Linked DNA regions of Homo sapiens: region 1 is linked to region 2. A link is a contact called in ENCODE Hi-C or POLR2A ChIA-PET data. All regions are on one chromosome and are shown on one strand. Each heading gives the region's core, a stretch centred on a gene start or an enhancer-like site at or near the end of the contact. The rest is flanking DNA. Distances are from core to core; before and after follow the strand shown.

Region 1 (2,700 bases), core at 67-2,566, 160 kb before region 2:
AATCCTCCCATCTTAGCCTCCCAAAATGCTAGAATTTACAGGCATGAGCTACCACACCTGGCCAAAAAATTCTTAATACACTTTTTTTTTGGCCACGTAATGGTACACTATAAAGCTGGCCTGGTGTGCCTTTCTCTATGCTGATCACTTGGGTTGTTTCTGGCTCTCGTAGAGAGCGATGCTCCAGACATCTCTGTGCACACAGTGGTCAGGCTCTGCAGAAGTTGCCAGTCGTTGCTACATTCTGCCTTTCAGGGGCACTCTGGTGGGGAAGATAACTTTTCCAAGAGCATCAAAGACCAGATATGTATGAGGTGGGGAGACTCAGAAAGCCCAGATACCACAGCTGGAAAGGCCTCAGAGACCCTTAACTGAGGAAAGGGAGGCCCGGAGGGCTTATGTGGCCTAACCAAAGATGCAGCGCTTCTTAGGGAAGGATACAAGAGGGTGGGCTTAGCTGAAGCTCTTGGCATTTAGAACTTCTTGGATCAGCATCCAGCACCCTCAGAGGCTGTACCTGGGGAGGAGGTACCTCTCTTCCTCCATTTGACCCAATTCTAAACCCCCTGTAGCAGTGACGTCTGTCTTCGTCTCATTCCAGTGCACTTTGTGAATTCTAGAGGGCTTTCCCAGAACCAAGGAAGGCTGCTCTGCCCACAGCAGGCCTTGGGAATTTAACCTCCCTGGGAGCAGCCTCAATGAGTGATGCTCTGGAACTGCTGGGTCAGTAGCCCAGCCCCTGGCCCCTTGGATGGGATCATTTGAAGCCCTGTTTTCTGCACCATTTTTCAAGTTCCCTGGTGGGGCTGAGTCTGGTTGCAAATCGTGAAAGCTGCCCTATAGTACTTTTACCAGCTGCCTCCCTTTCTCTGTCTCACTTCCTCATTCCCCTCCTGATGTCCCCTGCACTTCCCAGATACACTACTTGCCCCTGAATCTTGCCCCTTGAACCATCACACCCTGGGACTACCCCAGGTGCCACTCTGTTTGTTGTTTCTCCGCCTAGAAGGACGGGCACCCAGGAAGCAAAACGGGAGGGCAGGGAAGGGAGGGTGTTCTGGGGAGGCTTGACAAGAAACGAGGCTTTTAAAAGAAACAGCAGCAAAGTGCCAGGCCTGCACCAGCCAGCTTGAGTCACACTCCAGGGACTCAGCAAAGCTTGTCCACCTTCCTGGTCCACCCTGGGCCTGTCCATCCTGGAGTGACCACCGGGCGTTTCCAGTAAAAATCCCTTCACTTCACTTCCGTCATCTCCGAGTCAGGCAAGGTGGTGGAAACCGGGGAAGACCTCAGCTTCGGAGCTGCTGGAATTTGTGTGACTCACGCCCTCCAGTGGTCACTTGACAAATGACATAGGGCTCACGGTCTGGGGACTTGAGCTTGTTAGGGCCTCAGAACCGGGAGGGTCCCAGGAATGCCTCTTCTCAATGCCTTCCTTTGACAGCTGAGTGGAGTGAAGGCCCCACAGGACACGTGACTCGCCACGGGACATGCACACACACAAATAGAGAGTAAGAGCCACGCCCCTGTGTTTCCTTCACGTCCCACCTTTATCATTTGTGTCACATCTGCATGCACCTATACTGTTATTTGCTTAAACATTTTACCTTAAACTGGCTCTCTTTAAACCTTAAATATATTTCTAAAATAAAATTTTTATCACTTTCTGTGAGGCGGGGCACACAGTAGGAACTCCGTCTCCTCCTTCCATGGCCTTGCACAGAGCTGGCACCAGACACTGACATGGAGGGGAGAACATTCAACCCCAGGTAATCCTCAGCTCCTACCTTGATCTCAGTTTCCCACTCTCTCATTGTCACCTCTCCTTGCCCCTGGGTGTACTCACCTGTAGCAAAATGGGTAAGCACACAGTGGGCGCACAAGTGGGGTCCAGTCAAGGTCTCAGACCTGGGTCAGTCCTCAGCTTTGCCACTTACAAACTGAGTGACATTGAGCTGGTCGCTCAAACTTTCTGTGTCTCGGTTTCCTTATTGGTGAATTGGGGATAGTATTATAATAGTACCTGCCACACAACGTTGTTGGAGGATTAACTGAGATAATAAATGGAAAGCCCAGGGCCTGGCTGTATTTATGGAGCAAGCACCAGAGCAAGTGCAAGCTGGGACTCCAGGGTTGTAGCCCTGCCACCACCTGACTGTGTGGTCTTGGACAAGTCATTTGGCTTTGCTTAGCCTCAATTTCCCCATCTATAAAATGGGGCTAGTGATCATTCCCACCCCATAGGACTGTTGTGTGGATTAAATGCTTGGTATGTTTAAGTGCCTTGCTCAGTAAACGTTAGCTCTGATCAATTGTTTTTGTAGAAAAGCCTTCAAAGTTGCTAACTTCCGAGGGCTAACTGGATCTGAACCATCTTCACAGCCTGGCATAGAAACAGATCAAATCAATCCAGTGGAAAATCAATTCCAGGATAATGAGCCCAAGACATTCCCGTGCTGATTGCTGTCAGCATGGTGCCTAGGACAGCCTGGGAAGGCAGGGAGGAGGGCATTTCTCCACAGCAGCCTCGGAACCTCTATCGCCACCCTCCGGGGGGCCCACCTGTCCCCCGCCTGCCCTTCAAGGTGCTCTTTGATTTCTCCCCAGCAGAATTCACCTGCTGCATCCATCATCAGAAGAGGCCAGGAATGCGGCCTGCTGGGTGGGCAGGGCCAAGAAGAAGGCAGCCGTGCAGGCCCA
Region 2 (2,700 bases), core at 182-2,681:
GGGTCTTCCCTGTATGATTCCTTGATGGAGATATTTACATGAATTGCATTTTACTTTAATCACACTGTATGTGTGTGTGGCGGGGGAGGGGGGTTGGGGGCTGTTTTGTAGGGAATGTGGCCCTCAGTTATACAGAGTGGGGAGCTGGTGGGTGTCGCAGCCTGGACAGATCCCCCACAGAGGGACAACCCAGGCAGGCCATGGCTCCTCTGAAATGGCTGCCAGGTGTGACAGCAGAAGATGGAGCTTCGTTGCTTGTCCAAAGACCTGTGGTAGGGCAGGGGGCACAGGCCTGCCTCCCTCACAAAGGATCTGAAACGGGGTCTGGCGTGGGTGGGATTCTCACATGAGGCCAGCGCTTCTGGGAAGGCCTTGAGCTTCTTCTTAGACACTGTCTTAGCGTTTTGCTCTGGGGCCACCTGTCCCATGTGAGTTTGTCTCATACGGATGTGGTCCCTGGGAAGGCAACATGTCGAGGCAAGTGTGGGCCACAGCATCCTCGTCTGAGGGATTGGGGACCCTCCCGGGTTTGGAGCTGGCCAAGGAAGGCTTCTTAAGAGACTGAGCCCCATTTCCTTCTCCTGGTCAGAACCAAGGAAGGAGCTCAGCAGGGGACGCTGGGGTCCTAGCAACACACGGCTCCCAGCTCGGGTTTGGTGTCTGCCTCCTGGCCGCCCTAGCCGACTTCGCCCCTCTCTCTCCCCTCCCTCTTCTAGCAGCAGAGTCTCAGGTGGCAGGAGAAGGTGTAGTGTCAACCTCAGGCTCCAGAAAAGCTCTGTGCCCTGCGCGACAGCCGTGCATCTCAGCAACACAGCCAGGAGTCCGCTCCCGGACCGGGGCTTCTCAGGTTTGTGTTTTTGTTGTTGTTGTTGTTTTGTTTTGTTTTTAATTTTGAGACGGAATTTCACTCTTGTCACCCAGGCTGGAGTGCAATGGCGCATTATTGGCTCAATGCAACATCTGCCTCCTGGGTTCAAGCGATTCTCCCCCCTCAGCCTCCCGAGTAGCTGGGATTACAGGTGCCCGCCACCACACCCGGCTACTTTTTTTAAATTATTATTATTTTTAGTAGAGACGGGGTTTTGTCATGTTAGCCAGACTGGTCACAAACTCCAGACCTCAGATGATCTGCCTGTCTCGGCCTCCCAAAGTGCTGGGATTACAGGCGTGAGCCACCATGCCCAGCCGGCTTCTCAGCTTTAATGTGTGTGTCTCACCTGGGGTGTTGTGAAAACGAAGGCTCTGATCTCTCAGGTAGGTATGTGTGTGTGTCACGGGGCAGGGGGGCGGTGCGCGGGATGCCGCGTTTCCAACAAGCTCCCAGTTGCTGCTGGTGCTGCCAGCTCCGAGGACTACACTGGGGCCTGAGGAACTGGATTCTTGCTGAGCCAAGCAGGATGTGTTGGCATCACGTGGACGCGGAGCTGGGCTGTTGGGCAGTGGCCCAGTGGCTGGCAGAACCCCACACATGAACACTGAGCCACTTTTCCCACGCAAGCCCTAACCCCTAATGCCGGGGAGACCCACAATGGAACACACACCCAGACGGTGCTTCGGATCAGCTTCTCCTGACCCCCCTCCCCAAGCCACCTCCTCCCACTGGGACGCCAGGTCTGAGGAGGCAGCTCTGACCCTGCTGTGGCCCTCACAGGCTCTGCCCCAGCCCCTCTCCCATCTCGGAGGCATGGGGCTGTTTCCTGGTGTCCCCCATTACCACCCTTCCTGTGTCCGAGACTCCTGCCCAAAAGGCTAGAGCCCCAGCCTGCTTTCTCCAACACCCTCGTGGGATTTGCAAGAGACCCTCTGGGAGGAGGTGTGAGGTCAGGACCCCCTGCCCAAAGGGAGTCCATGCTTTCCCATCCCACTCCTCTCAGCAGCACCCCCGCCCGATTCCACAGACTCCAAAATGTCTCCAAATGAATTAAAGAAGCCATGGTCAACCCACATGAATGTGCCAACAAGCATTTTCATTTCTTTATTTTAAGGACACTGGGAAAGGAGCCAGTCCTCTGAAGAGAACACTCTGGTCAGGTGGTGGAGGCCAGTGGGAAGCCATCAGGCCTGCTTTCCAGGAGGGGTGAAGGGTTGGTGCACGGTGCAAGGTGAGAGTGAGGTTAAAGGTCAGAGAGGAGGGGCTGAGGAGGCCACCTCCCACCAGGAGCAGACAGCTGGTGGCTTGGGACTGGGGTGGAGCTGCGTGGGGGATGGGAGGGGACTGAGCATGGGGCTTCATCTTCACTGCCCACTCCTCCCCTCTCCCTGGCTGTGCCTGCCTCCTGGGATGGTAGGATTCCAGCAGCTGGAGCCCCAGGTGCTGCTGCGGCTGAGGAAGGCAATCCCCGTCAGCTGCCTTCTCCGTTCCAGGGTGGCTGTAGCCAGAAGCAGGACCAGACAAGGACATGGCCTCTGCATTAAAGCCCAGATCCCAGGCAGGGTTGGAAAGGCTGGGCCTGGGAAGTGGGGATGATGAGAGGACCCAGACTGCCCCACACCCCAGCCCCCGGCCCCAGGGCCAGGAAGCCGCCTATGTCTGCACATGGGTCAGCTGGATGTCGCCCCCCACTTCCAGTCTGTTGATGGTGGGCAGGTTCCTCAGGCGATGGTAGTATTCAAACAGGTGCTGACCATCCACGGCCACCTTGAGGCAGTGAGCTTCACACAAGATCCACACCTGTGCAGAGATCATGCCGTTTGCACTAC

What was found. A loop is a pair of places that touch in the nucleus more often than their neighbours do. ChIA-PET counts read pairs that join two places held with the same protein, here RNA polymerase II (POLR2A). Pooled maps may share reads with other maps.
Region 1: a loop to region 2 is called in a map of HepG2, with 6 times the contacts of the local background. The contact joins two enhancer-like sites. A Hi-C loop is called at or near these places in 2 of 168 maps with a recorded cell type or tissue (HepG2 and naive thymus-derived CD4-positive, alpha-beta T cell) and 6 of 50 pooled maps. POLR2A ChIA-PET finds 5 or more read pairs at or near these places in 4 of 52 experiments (GM12878, OCI-LY7, WTC11 and 1 more).

The regions. Positions count from the first base shown.
Region 1 is chr17:27,804,252-27,806,951 of GRCh38, reverse strand. No RefSeq gene overlaps it. Among named protein-coding and RNA genes, the nearest start is that of NOS2, 5.1 kb to the right of the region's middle. RefSeq lists enhancers at 619-638, 555-794, 825-884, 1,208-1,228, 420-1,467 and 1 more and promoters at 1-2,700, 1-2,700. Within about 2 kb of position 1,316, at least 13 of the 41 ENCODE cell types and tissues checked have a DNase peak (open chromatin) inside an H3K27ac peak, as active enhancers do.
Region 2 is chr17:27,648,807-27,651,506 of GRCh38, reverse strand. LGALS9 (galectin 9) reads right to left here. Exons shown (of 11, transcript NM_009587.3): 11 at 1,947-2,671. The coding sequence ends at 2,525. It also overlaps the pseudogene NOS2P1. Among named protein-coding and RNA genes, the nearest start is that of LGALS9, 19 kb to the right of the region's middle. Within about 2 kb of position 1,431, at least 2 of the 41 ENCODE cell types and tissues checked have a DNase peak (open chromatin) inside an H3K27ac peak, as active enhancers do.